Linked DNA regions of Homo sapiens: region 2 is linked to region 1. Evidence: read pairs that join two places in POLR2A ChIA-PET (ENCODE). Cell type or tissue: MCF 10A. All regions are shown on one strand. Links, peaks and the distances in the headings refer to the core of each region. The heading gives the core; the rest is flanking DNA. Region 1 overlaps MED13L (mediator complex subunit 13L). Region 2 holds the start of LINC03088 (long intergenic non-protein coding RNA 3088).

Region 1 (9,471 bases), core at 613-8,612:
AAAAACACAAAAATTAGCTGGGCATGGTGGCGGGCGTCTGTAATCCCAGCTACTTGGGAGACTGACTCAGGAGAATTGCTTGAACCCGGGAGGCGGAGGTTGCAGTGAGCCAAGATCACACCCACTGCACTCCTGCCAAGGTGGTAAGAGGGAAACTCCTCACCAAAAAAAAAAAAAAAAGTACGGTATAATTTTTTACTGGAGGGTTATTGACAGTGAAATCAAGCTTGTTTAAGCAGGCCAGGCATGGTGGCTCATGCCTGTAATCTCAAAACTTTGGGAGGCCTAGGCAGGAGGATGGCTTGAGCCCAGGAGTTCAAGACCAGCCTGAGCAACACAATGAGACCCCATCTCTACAAACAATTAGCTGGGTGGGTTGGCACATGCCTGTAGTCCCAACCACTTGGGAGGCTCAGGTGGGAGGATTGCTTGAGTCTGGGAAGTTGAGGCTGCAGTGAGCCATGATCGCGTGACTGCACGCCATCCTGGGTGACAGAGCGAGACCCTGTCTTAACAAAAAAAAGAAAAATGTGTTTAAGCAGACTTGATGTACAGATGTAAACTTTCATTCCATTAAATCTATTACATATCAATGTATAAATGGAAACCTTTTTTTATGTGTTTTTCTTAAGCACAGTATCTTATTGCTTTATTAGTAAAGTGTACATATACTTGTACCATATTTTGACCTCTAATTAACATATTCATATTTTACATATATAGTCGTGAGTCAGTCTGCAAAAAGGCATGAAACACTAATGTTTTAGAATACTACTTGAGTGGGGTTGGAGAATATGATAATGTAATGCTAAATATAGAAGTCCATAAACCACCGTCTACTCTACTATGCTGTTGTTGTTTTACAGTTGGCTAGACTATTTTTAATTCAGCTTTCCCCATTGACTGGTATTCTCTTTCTGGGAACACTTATTAAGATTAGCAACTTATCTCTGCAAGAAAGGTCTCTTATTGCATCTTTTGATGATCTTCAAAAACGTATTGTGGGAGGTCATATAAATGGTTAAGGTCATAGATTTGTTTATTTTCCATTATGGATAAAGATAGAGATTACAAAATGATAGGTTTTATTGCCAGTTTATGCTATAGTGTAAGCTATTTTTTACTTAGGATCTCAACATTTATTTTAATTTATGTATGTATACAGACTCATCAGTACAGTAATTACAAAGGCACCTTCAGAATATATGGGGAAAACAGTATTTTTGAGTTTTTGAAGTTGAATATTGCTTAGGTTGAAATAAACACATGGAAGCATATTGTTTGTGTCCTTCTTTACTACATAAAGTAGGAAATCACATGAGCTTAGAAGGATGTGTGCCTTAAAAGGAATGGCAAACCTTATCCTGATTTTCAGTCTGATGCATTTCATTTAGAACTTTTAAACAGTAAATCATGGTCACTTTTCACTGTAAGTTTGCTAGCAGATTCCTTTTCTTCCTCAGGAAGAAAGTATGTTTGATGTCTTTTGATTGTCTATAGTTGAATCCTTCCAGTAATTTAAAAGATTTAAAGAGTTTTCTGTTATACATCTTGCCAGAAATAAGTAAATGAATTTTTCGTGATTTAATCCTTGACTAAATGATAAAGCTGTCTCAGTACATAACACGTTGGATCCTAAAATTTTAAATGAAATAATGTATTTTGAACCACCTGAATTCTATTTATAAACTAACTAGATAGCTCAATGATTTAAAATAAGACTTTATTTTGTAAGCACCAGAAATAAAAAAAATAGTAATAATCCTAAGTCTCTTTACCAAATTTAGGCATTTTGAATACCAAGTTTTTGAATATCTGAGCACATTTTTTGACCTCTGAGAATCAACTTTAGTAAGTGAAGGAAACCATCAAATTTTGCCAGATGGAAGTAATGGTATGGAAATAGACTTTAGGGCTGTCTATCTCCATGTCTAAACTGTTTCAGAGACCATAATAATGACCATTAGTCTAAGTTTGGGGTAGATTAAGATTATCTAGTAGGCGATGAGTCACAGCATCTCATAAACAAAACATTACGTCTTTATTTATTAGACCATTGCCTAGAAAGTTCTCTCTGGAACCTGAGTGCTGATGACAGAATATTCTGCCATCAGTCAGTCAGAGGGTACCCAACTGTGGATATCATATGGATACTGAACCACCCATAATGCAGCTAATTAGTTCTACCCCTGAAGAAAATAACTAATACGCTAGATAGAGTTTTGCAGTTTGGTTGCTGGAAATTTGGTATTTTCGCTCTGGCTTACTGCTGATCTTTTTGTTATCCTTTTTGTACCTTTTCATGTGGAATGTGCTTCTGCTGTTCCAGGAGGATTATTAATTGCAGTTTCTTTGGGACTCCTGTCTGCCTCACAGGACTTTATTTTATGGGCTTGTGTTCGAGCTACTTGGAATACTCTACTACAATTATTCCTTCAGGTGTTAGCCAACTTCATTTTCTGTTAAATGACTCTACTAGCTTTCTTCAGGGATTCGGCTTCTGATTTAACCTTGTCTGACGCAGTGATACATTTAAATCTTATGAGAGAAAGAGACCATTTTTATTCTTTTACCAGAATGATTTAGGATCTTATGTCAGTTTGGAGAAAATACAATAACCAAGTATGTGTTAAGTAACTGAAGTATATTCTGTATTTTAGTAAATCTTTTGAGGTAGACAAAGAGGTCTGTTAAGTTTTAAGGAAAGAAACAAAGATCACAAACCACAGCAAAATTTATCTTTTATCTCTAGTAATTCATTTCTCTCTAGGATCATTAAGAGCAATTTGAATTAGAGCACAAGATAGTAATTTCTATCCTATAATTGTGCAATCATTTAAGAGTAGATAAAAATTAATTTCTTAAAGAATCTTGGAGAATATTATCTGATGATGATTCTTTATTCACCTGATTACTTCTTGGAGAATTAAGAGAAAACAAGTGAAGGTAGATGGTGAGTTTATCACCAGCAGTAGTTGGAACTAATTCTAGTACTTAATCATGTCTTAACTAAGGTCCTACAAATGTAGACAGCTATTATGAATAAAGAAATTTTATTCATAAATCAGGCCAGGCACAGTGGCTCATGCCTGTAATCCCAGCACTTTTGGGAATTCAGAGCTGGACAGATTGCTTGAGCCCAGGAGTTCAAGATCAGCCTGGGCAACATGACAAAACTCTGTGCCTGAGGTCCCAGCTACATAGGAGGCTGAGAATCACCTGAGCCCAGGAGGTTGAGGCTGCAGTGAGCCGTGATTGTGCCACTGCACTCTAGCCTGACTGAAAGAGTAAGACTTTGTCTCAAAAAAAAAACAAACAAAAAACAAGAAAAGAAACTTCATAAATTATTAGAAAATGCATACATTATTAGGACAAAAATTTTAGTCGTTGTGGTGTACTAAAGCCAGATTGTACACTCTTGCTTGTAATTGCTGTAGTTTGTTGCTTCCTGTATCACTCAGAATGTGGCTAGTGTTGTGGTGAGGGTCCTACCCTAACAAACTTACCTTTGGGCTGCCAGCAGCTTACTAAACCACCCATGAAATCTTGGCTTTTAATCCTCTTCTGCTTATGTACTGTGGTTGTCTGCTCGTGGAGCTTATGGATATCATCCTGGATGTTTAGTGAATCTTATTAAAGTCAGTAACTAAGCTCATTTTGGTGTTGTCATGCATGGCATTTTCTCTTTTTGTTTTTTTTTTTGGAGACGGGGAGTCTCACTGTCGCCCAGGCTGGAGTCCAATGGCACAATCTTGGCTCACTGCAACCTCCGCCTCCTGGGTTCAAGCGATTCTCGTGCCTCCAGCCTCCCCAGTAGCTGGGATTACAGGCACCCGCTATCAAGCCCGGCTAATTTTTGTAGTTTTGTAGAGACAGGGTTTCACTATGTTGGCTAGGCTGGTCTTGAACTCCCGACCTCAGGTGATCCACCCACCTCAGCCTCCCAAAGTGCTGGGATTACAGGTGTGAGCCACTGCACCTGGCCGGTCATGGCATTTTCTAAAGGCCTTCCCAGCTATGAAATGCATTAGTTCTGTAACTCTTCTTGGAAAGGCCGGTTGTGAAACCATTGTTAAAATCTTGGTCTTCATAGGAGGGATTGTGTACCATTTAAAGAACTAACTTCTCTTGTGAATGTGCTTTGACTCCTCTATATCTCTGAAAGTAGGGATCGAAAGTTTACATGTTAATATGCTTTTTCTTCTGAGTTGCACCTATTTTAATTATCCGACTTGCAATGAACTTTCTGAAAACATTCTATTGGAATTATTTTTTAAATCTTTTTATTGAAATATACAATTAAGATGTTTGTACATCATAAGTGTTTAGCTTTATCAACTTTTATAAGGTGTATACATCCTTATTTCTAGCATTCAGATCAAGAAACAATATTACCAACTTCTTAGAAGCACCCCTTATGCCTCTTTTTAGTCATTTCCCCCTCAAAGGGATCACTATTTCAATACCACTGTAGATCAATTTTACAGAGTTTTAAACTTTATTTAGTTAATAGCGTATACTTTATGCTGAGTTTTGTATCTTATTTCTCTCAGTGTTAAATTTCTGAAATCCATTTGTCTTATGTATAGTTGCAGTTTGTTTTTATTTTTATTTAATCCCTTGCATGTTAATATACCACAATTTATGTATTCTGTGGGTTGACATTGATTTATTATTACTTTGGGGCTATTATGAATAATCCTGCTAAGAACATTCTGGCACATATTTTCTATTGGGTATATACCTAGGAGTGGAATATTGAAACACAGAGTAGCAGGCACATGTTCAGCTTTAATAGATACTGCCAAGCAATTTTCCAAACTGGCTGTACCAACTTAGATTCTCACCAGCTGTATATGAAAGTTGTTGTGTGTCCTGTCCGCACTTGGAATTGTCTTTTCTTTTAATCATTCTGGTGCCCTTGAGCTTTTTACTGATGATTGTATCACTTAAATAGGATTTCAGCTGGACAGTAGGAGTCATTACCGTTAAGTATCTAGTTATTAATGTTTACATGAAAGCTATTCTTTTCTGATTATGCTTGAAAGTAAGGCTATTATAGAGTCATGTGCAAAAGAAAAGTACTTAACATGCTTAAGTTGTACTCTTGGAGTTCTAAATAGTAGGTACTCAAAGAAGGTATACAGGTAGAGTGGTGGGAAACTTTGGCAGAGTTCTCACTGATTGTTACATGATTGTTACTCGGTTTTTATTCTGAATATATTTTGGTTTTAATCAAGGTATTACACATATTAAACCAAGAGAAAGACATGATGTGTGGGATATGATATTTTCTGGAGTGGGATTTGGATACCAGAGTATAGAACATGAGAAAATGCAGGAGGAAATGAGGGTAAGACGTACGTGTGTGTGTGTGTGTGTGTTTGTGTGTGTGTGTGTGTGTAATAGTTGTTAAATTACTCTAAGTAGTAGAACTGTTTTTCAAATGAAATCTTTGGCAGAATTCCCTTTGTGTTGACGTGGAGCAGAGCAGTGAGCATGGGGAACTTGCTGGACAATGGGGCATCATTGCATAAGTCTTGGACTTCACGGCTGGCAGACAATTTGTAAGCAGCCTTTCTAATGTAAAGTAGATGTGATGAAACACTGGACTTGTAGGCCAAAGCCGAGGTTTGATTATCAGCTGGACCTTTGCCTCTGTGACCCTGGGGAAGTTACTTTAACTCCTTGAGCTTGTGGTGTCATCTAAAATGGGGATACTAGCATACCTCTAATGAGCTTTATAGAGGTAAAAAGAGCTAAAATGAGCTGATTTAAGGTGAAAGCCTTTTGCTAATGGTTACTGAACTATAACCAGTTTTTATCATGCCATTTCAGTTAAGGTTGTAAAGTTCAGAGCTTTGAGAGTGTAGAATCTTTGATTAGTCAGATCTAAAGTATGACTTTGCCCCTTCCAAGTTATATGACCTTAGGCAAGTGACTTTAGCTCCCTCCCCTTCCTCCCTTCTGCTTCAAAGTAGGGGTAATAATTTAATGCCTACCTTAGAGTTGTTGTGAGAATTAAGGATATATTTAAAACACTTAGAATACTGCCTGGCAAAGTAAACACTCAAATATTAATAACTCTTAGTATTTCCTTTCCTGGATAGCCTTCCTTTCTAAGCATCCAGTCTCATATTATCCGAATCCTAAAAGTCCTTCAGGCCCAACTTTAGTCCTAACTCCTCCACAGTGCCTCTTGATTCTCTCAGCCAGAATAATGTCTTCCTAAATTTTACAGACCTAAGCTTTTCTTCTGGTATTTATGTATACCTTCGATTATACTTATTTATGGTCATATTTTACTTTTTCTTCTAGAAGAGTATAAATTCCTTAAGGATAGGGATTATGTTTTATGTTTTACTCATGTTTTTAACTCCCTAATCACTTGTATCTGTGCAATAATTTAGAAGTCATTGAATAAAAAGGAATTTTTTACTTTTTAATAAGAAACTATAATTAGTGCTGTGGTTTTCTTGCTTTCTTACATAGTGCATGACACATGGAGAAAATGTTTTCCGTAAATCTTTCAGAAAGACAGATATTTGCATAATAAATGGAATAATGGATTATATATTTTATTTTCTAGAAAATGTCTTAGGCTTATTCAGTGCTTTTTAAGACGTTAATGATGATGCTTGCCTTACATGACTTACTATTAATATGTTGCCCATCAGTTTTACTGAAATGCATTTGACTTTCTCATTTAATCAAAATACATTAAACACTCCATAATTAATGTATGGATTATTCTTGTAAATTCTTCCTTGTTAATTTTTCATACCTGGTTAGCATCTTCTAGGCACCCAGCACCCTGTTCCCCTGCTTCCTCTTCCCAGTCTCTGGGTCTGTCTCAGAGACTGAGGATATAAGCAGTTTGTGCTATTAGCCTAAGCAAAGCAAGATTGGGATGGCTAATTTGTCAAAATGGTGTAATGCAAACCAGAATCTTAACACATGATTAGTGATTTTTGTTCTTAACTAACTGACATTTAAGAGTGAATGATGCTTTCCAACTTTTCCCCCACAAAGATCACAATGGATTTAACACCCTTTTAGGATGGCACCAAGACATTTTTCTCAATGGGTTATGAAGAATTAATTTCTACAGTATAGTTCAGTAAAATATTAGAGCAATTTTCTCATTAGTTAATGCTTTTAGGTTCTATCTCCTGCAGAACCAAATAAATTCCTAAAGGCAAAATTGAGATTTTGACCTAGCGAGAGACCCACTTCTTGTAATACAGGACTCAGCAACACTCCCTCACATCCTTTGTATTTTCTAATGACTTTAATCATCCCTTTAGTCTGACCTTTCTGTTTCTCTATCCTGTGTGTAAGGTCATGTCTTTGAGCTAACAAAACATGGGTCACTCCTGGCTTTGAATTCGAATCCTTGCCTCTGAATGACACCTTTGCATTATCCAAGTCATTTAACACTACGAAACTGTTTTTGTGTTTCTTAGCTGTATAGAATGTTCTTATATAGTTTTATGTGTGTGTGTGTGTGTGTGTGTGTATGTGTGTAGGTAAGTACATAATAAACATTAAATTTCAAAAACAAAACTGGTCGGCTACCACTGCTGCTGTTAGAAATGAAGGGCAAGCTAGAATTTGATTGTGGCTTTTTGGCAAGTGTTTTCTTAACATCTCTTTAAATGCTGGAAATTTGGCTATGTTTCATCTTATTCCTTGCATTCATATCAGTCAGCTTGGCTCCTCAGTGGCTATCTCTGTTCAGTCCAAAATCTGAAATACTCCAAAGTTGTAACTTTTTGAGTGCCCACATGATGTCATAAGTGGAAAATTCCATGCTTGACTTCATGAGATGGGTCACAGTCAAAACTTTGTTTCACAGACAAAATTATTTAACATATTGTGCAAAATTACCTTCAGGATTTGTGTGCTTAAGGTATTATATGTAATATAAATGTACCTAAATGAATTTCATATTCAGACTTGGGTCTCATTCCCAATATATCTTATTATGTGTATGCAGATATTCCAAAATCGAAAGAAGTTTGAAATCCGATATTCTTCTGGTTCCAAGCATTTTGAATAAAGGATATTCAGCCTGTACTTGGTTGCCATTTATCATTGCTGTTTGCATATGATCTGTAGCCAACATTTACTCCTCAGAGTTTATGTCTAGGCTAATTAGAATTTTTAAATTATGATTTAAAAGGAAACTGCACAGGCTATTTACTCCCTTTATGGAGAGAATAAAACTGTATTTCTAGTTTAAAAATTATTGAAGTTAAATATTAATTCATTTCTATTGTTATCAATATTTTTGAGACAGAGTCTCGCTCTGTCATCCAGGCTGGAGTGCAGTGGTGGGATCTCGGTGTGAGCCACCATGCCTGGCCTGTTCATTTCTATTATTTTTATCTTTGAAAAATGTTTTATTAAAATGCTATATAATATTCTTTAACATTTTAATGCTGTGGAAATTGCTTATGATGTATGATAATCTATAAACAACCCATTTCCTTAGGATTTGACTTGTAAAATTTGGGCTTCCTAATTTAGGTATTTTTCCGTATTATGCATACAGTTTTGTACAATATACATTTAAAGATATGTTGTTAAATATTTGAAAAATGAGCACTTATATTTGAAGAATGTAAATTTCTGGGTTTTTTTTTTTGTTGTTGTTTTTCTTGAGATGGAGTCTCACTCTGTTGCCCAGGCTGGCGTGCATGATCTCGGCTCACTGCAAGCTCCATCTCCCAGGTTCAAGCAATTCTCCTACCTCAGCCTCCTGAACAGCTGGGATTACTGGCATGTGCCACCACGCCTGGCTGATTTTTTTGTATTTTTAGTAGAGACGGGGTTTCACCATGTTGGCTAGTCTGGTTGCGAACTCTTGATCTCATGTGATCCACCCTCCTTGGCCTCCCAAAGTGCTGGGATTACAAGCATGAGCCACCGTGCCCGGCCAATGGATGTAAATTTCCTTATACACTTAAATTAGAGACTCTTGATACTTATACGTAGAGCTTGTGTAACCATTTAATTAAAAAAAAAGAATTACCATCTTCTAAGTAGGGTGTACTTTTAATTCAGGGGGAGAAGTCTTTAGTTAATTTTACAACTTTTCTATTAGCCGAACTTGGCTTCCTGCCACTGGTTATTAGAGTGTCTCAGTGGTGTTCATTTTTAGTTTCACATTCAGTAGATACATTTTATTTCTAGAGTTTTAGTATTGATGATACCTGTTCCATGTGTACACAGAAAAATGATATTGCTGCAGACATGTCCAGTAAAGTTTTGGTGAAATTATCATTTCAATTTTAAGATTTTGTGTGCCCGCTCACATATTTTCTAAATGTATATACTTGTCCTGATCTGCCAGGTTACCATTATTGGGAAAGCTGTGCTATATTTTGTTCCACTAAAGAGTTAATTCAACTCTTAGAGTCATAATTTTAACTTCCATGGAGTCGCACCCTAGAACAATCTAGTTAT
Region 2 (9,471 bases), core at 939-8,938, 600 kb before region 1:
TTGAAATTTCATTTCTAACTGATCTTTAATTCATAGTGAGATAGAACAGTTCAGCTTTAAAGCCCCCTCCTCCACTGTAGGTAGTTACTGACTTTTAAATAAAAGCTGAAATGCGCAAGGGTAGCAGAGCAGGGAGAGGTGGGGAGGGGATCTGTCAGCAACACTGGGTGCTAGGGACCTCTTTCAACAAACTCTTCTCCCCAAACCTGTTTTGTCTGAGAGTGGGAAACATGGGGACTGGCCGGGTGCATGTTGAAAAACCTCCCAGGTGATTCAATTAACATCTCCTTTTCTGGTTAAGAACTTAGAACCCACAGAGAGAAAAAATCATTGAATCGCTCAGGATGATCTCTGTGCAATGCAGACAGAGACATACATTGCCCGCAGGTGTCCACTTTGCAAACAGGACTTTGTTCCTATTGGATTTTCTTAAAGCAGGGCACCTGGGAGAGAGCCAGGGACTCGCAGACACAGCTGCCTAGGTACCAAAGAGGCAGTGCCTGCTGTCTCGTGCCTGGACAGGCCGGGGAGCTTCCTGACCTCTGCCCGCAGCCTGCACGCCCGTCTGAATAGCCTTGGCGGAAGAGGGGGAGGAGGAAGGACGGACAGCTCGTCTGCGTGGAAGGCAGCAAGCGCAGATGTTTTCAGCAGCAGATGGCAGACTCCAGCAGAGCCCTCCACAGCCCTCTTGGCCCCCGCAAGGCAAGGAGAAAGGAGAGGGCGGGGGAGGCTGGCCCAGCTCCTCTGAGCTGGGCCTCCAGCAGCACGCTGTGCGTGTGCCCGCATCGCATTCACATCTGCTCTCCCCCTCCCAAGTATTGATCCCGGGCCCAGAGTCTAGAGGCATCTCGGAGGGCTCAGGCTGGCTGTGGGCTTCCCAGCGCTCCTGAACGATTGCTGCCTGGGGGCTGTGCTGCTGCATTTCTGAACAGCCACGGAGCGGGATACTCTTGAGTTCCACGTGGGCCACTAAGTAGGGGAGGGAGCAACTGTTCACAGGTCTCTGGGCCCTTAAGAACCCCAAACTGAGGCCCCTTCAGACCTGGGAGAGGAAAAAAGAGGCCCAGAAACGTGGCCTGGGCACAGCAGAGGCCCTATCCTTACTCTCAACGAAGGGTGCCATTTCCAGGCAGGTGAAACAATGGCGGGTCGGGGGTGAGTGAAAGGATGGAGAAAAACCGAGGTGGCAGAGAGAAGAGGGAGAGGTAGAGGGGATGGCAGGCAACACCCACCTGGCTCCTGTGCTCACAGCGCAGCACCCCTTACCCGTCAGCCTCTTAGCGAGCTCTGCTGCACCTCAGAATCCTCCTTAACCCAGCTCTTCAGGAAGCCACCGCTGGTGAGTTGGGGTCTGCGCTGAAGAGGGAGAGCTGGTGATATGTTGGTCCTAGCTCTGACTCAGTGGCCTCTGTACCCCGGATAGTCCCTTTCTCCTCTCGGGGCCTTAGTTGTCCCAGCTGGAAAAAATAAACACCACCATCTCCTGGGTATTAATTAGGTCTCTCTTCCTCTTGGGCTGAACTTTGAAAAAGCCAGGAGAAGCCGCAGTGTGTCCTGTTGTGTCCGGAATTGGTGGGCTCTTGGTCTCACTGACTTCAAGAATGAAGCTACGGACCCTCGCGGTGAGTGTTACAGTTCCTGAAGGCGGCCTGTCCGGAGTTTGTTCCTTCTGATGTTCAGATATGTTACAGCCTTCCGGTGGGTTCGTGATCTCGCTGGCTCAGGAGTGAAGCTGCAGACCTTCGCGGTGTTACCGCTCTTAATGCGGCGAGTCTGGAGTTGTTCGTTCCTCCAGGTGGGTTCGTAGTCTTCTCGCCTGACTTCAGGAGTGAAGCTGCAGACCTTCACGGTGTTACAGCTCACAAACGCAGCGTGGACCCAAAAAGCGAAAGAACAAATCTCCCACAGAGCGGAAAAACACCCCAGCCAATTGCTACTGCCAGCTCCGGCAGCCTGCTTTTATTCTCTTGTCTGGCCCTACCCACATCCTGCTGACTGGTCCACTTTACAGAGAGCCAATTGGTCTGTTTTACAGAGAGCTGATTGGTCCGTTTTGACAGGGTGCTGATTGGTGCGTTTACAATCCCTGAGCTAGACGCAAAAGTTCACGTCCCCACTAGATTAGCTAGATACAGAGTGTGGACACAAAGGTTCTCCAAGTCCCCACCAGAGTAACTAGATACAGAGTGTCGATTGGTGCATTCACAAACCCTGAGCTAGACACAGAGTGCTGACTGTTGTGTTTACAAACCTTGAGCTGGATACAGAGTGCCGATTGGTGTATTTACAATCCCTTAGCTAGACATAAAGGTTCTCCAAGTCCCCACCAGACTCAGGAGCCCAGTTGGCTTCACCCAGTGGATCCCGTACTGGGCCGCAGGTGGAGCTGCTTGCCAGTCCTGCGCCGTGTGCCCACACTCCTCAGCCCTTGGGTGGTCGATGGGACTGGGCCCCGTGGAGCAGGGGGCAGCGCTCGTCGGGGAGGCTCGGGCTGCGCAGGAGCCCACGGCCGGGAGGGGAGGCTCAGGCATGGCGGGCTGCAGGTCCCGAGCCCTGCCCCGCGGGGAGGCAGCTAAGGCATGGCGAGTAGTCGAACACAGCAGCTGCTGGCCCAGGTGCTAAGCCCCTCACTGCCCGGGGCTTGCAGGCTGGCCGGCGGCTCCGAGTGCGGGGACTGCCGAGCCCGCGCCCACCCGGAACTCGCGCTGGCCCGCAAGCACCGCGCGCAGCCCAGGTTCCCACCTGCGTCTCTCCCTCCACACCTCCCTGCAAGCTGAGGGAGCCGGCTCCGGCCTTGGCCAGCCCAGAAAGGGGCTCCTACAGTGCAGCGGCGGGCTGAAGGGCTCCTCAAGTGCGGCCAAAGTGGGCGCCAAGGCCGAGGAGGCGCCGAGAGCGAGCAAGGGCTGCAGGGCTGCCAGTACGCTGTCACCTCTCACTGTAAGAGGCAGAAACAGAACCAGGAATTCACTGCTTCCCGGTTATTTCCCAGCCTTAGTGCTGGGAGACTGGGAAACGTGGGAAACTGTCAACACTGAACTGAAAGTGAAGGTGGGGGGTGGGGGTGCCCAGAGTCCTAAGTGATTGGGGAAATGATAGCGGCAATGATAAAAACAAACCCCTGCAGAACGCTTGTGCCGGCCAGCCTGCTCTGAGCACTTAGCACGCTCTAGTTCATGCAGCGATCCTCACGACCACCCTGGAACATAACTTCTGCCATCATTCCTGGTCCAGACACCGCGAAGCTGACTTTCAGCCAGGTTCAGTTGTCCACACAGTTGCTCCTCCTCTGGCTACTCCAGGGCCAGGATTAGACCCCAGGCAACCCGCATTCAAATTCCATACTCCTAACTACTATACTATGCTACAAAAGAAGACAACAAAAAACACTTTTCACCCACCAGACCGACAACAAATGATAGGTTTGATGTTATCAAGCTCTGGTGAGGCTGTGGTGTGGCATTGGCATCTGATTACCTCTGAGAAGGACCAGAGGGCTAGGATTGGAGTAGAGATCAGAGGCACTTTCATCTTATCTGTGTTCGTTTTGTGATTCAGAAAATAGTCATGCATGACTTGGCTTAATAACTCATTGAGAGAGAGAAGCGGTCAGAAAAAGAGAACCAGGCTGGGTGCCATGGCTCACACCTGTAATCCAAAGGAGGTCAAAGCAGGAGGATTGTTTGAGGCCAGGAGTTTGAGATCAGCCAGGACAACAGAGCAAGACCTCATTTCTACAAAAAATAAAAAAATTTAGCCAGGCATGGCGATGCATGCCTGTAGTCCCCTTTACTCAGGAGGCTGAGGACGGAGGATCACTGGAGCCCAGGAGTTTGAGGCTGCAGTGAGCTGTGAGCATGCCACTGCGCTCAAGCCTGGGTGATACAGGGAGACCCTGTCCCTAAAAAAAAAAAAAAAAAAAAGTAAATTACAATGTTAAAAAAGAAAAGAAAAAAGAGAAATAGAGTTCTCAGAATCTAGAACTCTGATAATTCCCTTTGGACATGACCTCTGGGTTGCAGAAACTCTGAGCGCTACATCTTGGGGGAAGTTCATTCTTTTCTTTCTTTTTTTTTTTTTTTTTTTTTTTTGAGATGGAGTCTTGCTCTGCCACCCAGGCTGGAGTGAAATGGTGCAATCTCGGCTTACTGCAACCTCTGCCTCCCGGGTTCAAGCAATTCTCTGCCTCAGCCTCCCAAATAGCTGGGATTACAAGCGCCCGCCACCAGGCCCGGCTAATTTTGTATTTTTAGTAGAGACGAGGTCTCACCATCTTGGCCAGGCTGGTCTTGAACTCCTGACCTTGTGATCCACCTGCCTTGGCCTCCCAAAGTGCTGGGTTTACAGGCGTGAGCCACCGCGCCTGGCTTCATTCTTTTTTTCAGCTCACACGTGTTTCCTGAGGACCCCTCCGTTCCAGGTTCTGTGCTGGGCTCTTTGTTCTCTCCAATTGAAAGGGTGTCTCCACTTTTGTCCCTAGTCTGGGTGCCTCTATGGCAATAAGGTCACGGCAACAGGGAGGAGCCGGTTCACCCCCGGCTCCGATTTGCAATGGGCTGTTCCCCCAGGGCAGCTGCTGCAACAACATTTACTTTGTACAGCGGCCAAGAGAGAGAGTGAGAGAGAAAGAGAGAGAGAGTGTGTGTGAGCCTACCCCATTCCAAAATGTTTCTGACAAAATCTGGCACTCCTGGTTCTAATCAAAATACTGAACTTTGGAACAAATTAACATTCCACAGCCCTCGCAGGGAAGGAGAATTCAGCTGAGACGACTTCAGTTCACAACCACAACAAAAATAGCTTCTCCCGGGGAAGACACATTCTGCTAACAAGGTCACTTTTGTTTTGCTTCCCCTGCCATCTGGTTGAGCGGCACCAGGGGCTGGCTTTGGTACCAGCTTATTCCGCGGAGAGGGGATGGGAGCCGGGTGGCGCTGCAGAAGGCTTCTCAGCTTCCTGGCAAGGGGCGCCAGCACAAAGTTACCTTCAGACATCCCCAGAAAGCACGCAGGCAGATGGAGCCCCGGTTTCACCCAGCCCGACTCTCATGCGCTCCTCGCCTGCAGAAGGTGAGACACCAGCAGAAAGCAACAAGCAGGTGGGCGTCAGAGGAGAGCAAGAACGCGACAGAATGGGAAAGCTATCTTCGTCTTGCAAAACATTCCAGAACTCCACCTAACTCACTCAGAGTCTGAGTTCCAGAAGGACAACAAAGAAGCATGATTTTGTTTCTTGTTTTTATTTTTCTTCTTTTAATTCCCCTCCTTTCTACCTTCAAGGTTCAGCTTCTTTCAGTCATTGATCCTGTGACCTCAGGGACACTCAATCACCTACCTTGGCCTCAGTGTTCGCATGTGTAGAATGGGAATCACTTGCGCAGACCTTATGCAGTGATGGGGAAGGTGAAAAGAGCAAATGTGATTGTCTAGGGGCCCCTGGCTGAGGTTCTTGAGAGAGAACATACTGGAATTCCATGCTTTGTAGCCTACAAGGGCTTTCATGCAGACAATTTAGTAAGATCCCATGACAGCCATCTACAGAGCTTTCACATGACTTAAATGGTCTGCCCCCGGTTACTTCAATCGACAGGTGTAGAGCTGGGATTTAAACACAGACATTTTCGTTAAAAAGACAGTGTTGCTTTTACTATGCGGTGATTTTCAATCTTTTAAAATAGGATAGGAAGCCATGAATATACACACAAAAGATCAGATACAGTTTTAAGGGGTTCACAACCTCCTAAAGCTATGCCCCTCCTAGGAGGAGTCCAGGGGTCTCAGAGGTCTCAGAATATTTGCTGGGGGCTGGAGAGGGGTGAAGACAAAACTTTTAGTAAAATAAAGGAGGAATCCTTAAAATGACCAAACATCTCTGTACTCTTAAGTCAAAGAGAATAAGCTCATCAGAACGTCTCTTTAAGGATTTTAGTAGTCCTTAAAAAGACAAATGAGGAAACTGATTTTAAGGTGAGTTGAACCTGGTTTATGAGGAGTCGGAGGAGGGGGTAAGGGAGGAGTCAGGCCTCTGCAGTTGGGGTGAGCAGTGGAATCCCAGGGCTGCGCAGTGGCAGGTGGTCTCTGAATCAGAGCCGAGAGATGACCTCTGGCCTAGGATTTCAAAGGTCTGGAAGAGCCCTGGGGCCATTTGCAAGTGTTCATTAGTGTTCACCCTCAGCTGGGAACATCACAGGGTGGTCACTGTTCAGCTCCGTTCACCGTTCACTTTTCTTAGTCTTCCTTTTGCTACCTGCCGTGGAGACCTCCCGCATCTCAGACTGACTTTATTTACTTGAAGGTCATCCAGAAATTGCCTGCTTTTTCATGTTCATGTGACAAATATTTATTAAGCCTTAATTATATTCCAGGCAATATGCTCAGCTCTTTGTATACAGCAGAGAAGAAACGAGCTCTTGCCCTCAGACAGATTTCAGTCTAGTAGGGAGCTAAACACTTGACATGAATCACTCCAAGAATGGGGTGGGGGTACATTTGGGGCAAAGGTTGACGTTCTAGGAAGAAAAATACAGGCCACTGGAAACTTTTGATATAGGAAAGAATGCTGGTAGCTCCAGAATGTTCTATATCAGTAATACAGAAAATGGATTATTTGACTTGAAGTTAAGTTTAAAACAGCACTTTATGTGACTTTGAGGAAATGAGAATTGTCTACATCAAAGAATGGGTGTGAGGGATGTCGGAGATCGGGGCTGATGGCTAAAGCCTGTACCCGGCCCTTTCTGGGCTCTGCAACAGGAGATCGTGCACCAGGGGAGAGCAAGCAGGACCAGATGAGAGAAGAGGCATTAGAGGTCAAATCTGGAGGACAGAATTTCCAAAAGAAGTTTCATGGGTGGCCTGCATCAGGATTCCCGCAGGGGGTTGTTGCAATTGCAGATGCTTGGGTCCATCTCAGCCTTGCTGAATCAGCATCTTGGCGCAGGAGCTTGGAATCTGCCTGATGAGCAAGCATCCTAAGGGATTATTTTATGCAGGGGGCTTCGGAGTCTGGATTTTATCCTAAATGCACATCAAGGCCAGTGAGGAGTTTGGAAGAGAGGAATGGATACAGTCCATTTTTCCAGATGTTTTGCATCTTGCGTAGGAACTGAGAGGCGTGGGATAATGGGGGAGGTGGACAGACCACTTAGATGGCCAGGGCAGAATCTCCATGGCCTTGGCCAGGTGCAGTGGTTCATGCCTATAATCCCAGCATTTGGGGAGGCTGAGGAGAGCGGATTACTTGAGGTCACGAGTTCAAGACCAGCCTGGCGAAATCCCGTCTGTACTAAAAATAAAAATATTAGCTGGGCCTGGTGGCACATGTCTGTGATCCCAGCTACTGGGGAGGCTGAGGCATGAGAATCACTTGAACCTGAGAGGCAGAGGTTGTGGTGAGCTGAGATCATGCCACTGTACTCCAGCCTGGGTGACAGAGGGAGACTCTGTCTCAAAAAAAAAAAAAAAAATCTCCACAGTCTCCCCCATCCCTTTGCTTCACTGGGTCAACTTGCCCCTTATTTCAGTCACCAGTTCCAGGGTAGCAGGGTCATCTGCACCTTCATGCAGTTGCTTCCTGGGCCCCAGAGAGACAAGGGCATTGACACTGACTGCAGATGTCCCACATCTCTGGCTTTAGATTAGCCATTGCTCCTTTGACACCTCAGGCAGTTGCTGACTGTCAACCTGGCAGTTGGTTTCCCAAGGAGTCCTCCTCCCCTATCATCTCCACCTGCCTCATGCAGATGGAGATGGTTCTGATCACATGAGAGGAGGGATGAAGCTCTCTGTGGCTCTCAAGTTTCCTTCTGGCCCTATGAGCTCAGCTTAGGTGGCTGGGAATCCATCAGGTTCCCTGCCCTGGGTCCAGGCAAACCCACTAGAGCTTCTCCGCATTTGAAGATAGGCAAGGAGGAGCCCTGTGTCTCAACCCTTCCCAATCAAAGACTGTGCTAACTGGCTGTTGGTTCAGGCTGGCGCTTACCAAAACCAGCCTCTCTCTTTCAGGCCAATGACAAATGTTTCAGTCTCTCTGCGTTTTGAAAGAGAGGCCGACAGAGAGAGAACGTCTCGAATCACAATCAGGGTTTCCTGCCGCAGAGCACACAAGATGAGAATTGATCTCAAACCTTTTAGTGCCATCATTTACTGAGTGCTGGGATGACATACACATAAGTCAGCAAAGGAAAACTTGGAATCCTGTTCCCTAGCTGCATGTCAACAGAACACCTGGATAACATGACCTGCTCAAAAGGAGAGAGACTCAAGCCGCCACCCAGCCAAACCTCCAATAATATAAAAAACTTTGCCCCTGCCTTCATTATTCTTCTAGTCAGCTTTGAGATATAATTTACGTGGGATAAGCTGCATCCATTTTAAGTGTTTGATTTGATGTTTTGACAAGTGTATACATTCAAGGAACCATCACTGCAATTAAGATATAGAATATTTATTTATTTATTTATTTTATTTCTTTTTTCTTGTTTTTTGAGGTGGAGTCTTGCTCTGTTGCCCAGGCTGGAGTGCAGTGGCATGATCTTGGCTCACTGCAGCCTCCGCCTCCCAGATTCAAGCAATTCTCCTGCTTCAGCCTCCTGAGTAGCTGGGATTACAGGCATTCACCACCACACCCGGCTAATTTTTGTATTTTTAGTAGAGACGGGGTTTCACCATGTTGGCCAGGCTGGTCTCAAACTCCTGACCTCAAGTGATCCACCTTCCTCGGCCTCCCAAAGTGCTGGGATTACAGGCATGAACCACTGTGCCCGGCCAGGTATAGAATACTTCTATTACCCCCCAGAATTCCTTCAAGTTCCTTTAAAGTCAATCTCCCTTTCACTCCCGACCTCAGGCAACCGCTGATCTGCTCTCTGTCACTCTAGTTTTGTATTTTCTAAAATGTCATAGAGTGGAGTCATACAGTATATATTCCTGTGTCTGCCTTCTTTCACTGGTTTTTAAGGTTCATCTGTGTTGTTTCGTGTGTCAGTAGTTTGTTCGCTTTTACTGTTGAGTAGTATTCTACAATTTGTTTATCCATTCACTTACTGATGGACATTTGGGTTGTTTCCAGGTTTTGAATATCATGACTAAAGCTGTTATAAACATTTGTGTATAAGTCTTTATGTGAACATATGTTTTCATTTTTCTTGGGTAAATATCTAAGTGTAACTGGATTGTATGGTAGGTGTATATTTCCTTCGTAAGAAACTGTCAGGCTGGGCACAGTGGCTCATGCCTGTAATCTCAGCACTTTGGGAGGCCGAGGTGGGAGGATTGCTTGAGCCTAGGAGTTTAAGTCTAGCCTGGGCAACATAGTGAGATCCTGTCTCTATAAAAAAATACAAAAATTAGCCCAGAGTGGTGGCATGTGCCTGTAGTACTAGCTACTTGGGAGGCTGAGGCAGGAGGATTGCTTGATCCCAGGAGGTTGAGTCTGCAGTGAGCTATGATCATGCCACTGCACTCCAGTCTAGGC

Evidence for each region. ChIA-PET counts read pairs that join two places held together with the same protein. Peaks named below come from ENCODE experiments on the same cell type or tissue, not always from the same donor. Only the 100,000 strongest peaks of a DNase experiment are listed, where the experiment ranks them.
Region 2: POLR2A ChIA-PET joins it to region 1 with 7 read pairs; 2 of 35 experiments call an interaction of 5 or more read pairs at or near these places.

Annotation. Positions count from the first base shown.
Region 1 is chr12:116,050,127-116,059,597 of GRCh38, reverse strand. The region is part of intron 4 of MED13L (mediator complex subunit 13L); the gene reads left to right. Among named protein-coding and RNA genes, the nearest start is that of MIR620, 94 kb to the left of the region's middle. In MCF 10A, for the core only: no CTCF peak of the experiment used is centred there; a DNase peak (open chromatin) is centred at 5,517.
Region 2 is chr12:116,654,008-116,663,478 of GRCh38, reverse strand. It overlaps LINC03088 (long intergenic non-protein coding RNA 3088), which reads right to left and starts at 1,935. Exons shown (of 2, transcript XR_007063473.1): 1 at 1,233-1,935. LOC124903028 (a long non-coding RNA gene) reads left to right here and starts at 650. Exons shown (of 3, transcript XR_007063474.1): 1 at 650-1,339; 2 at 1,533-1,795; 3 at 4,737-5,858. RefSeq lists enhancers at 87-711, 4,447-4,950. In MCF 10A, for the core only: no CTCF peak of the experiment used is centred there; a DNase peak (open chromatin) is centred at 4,578.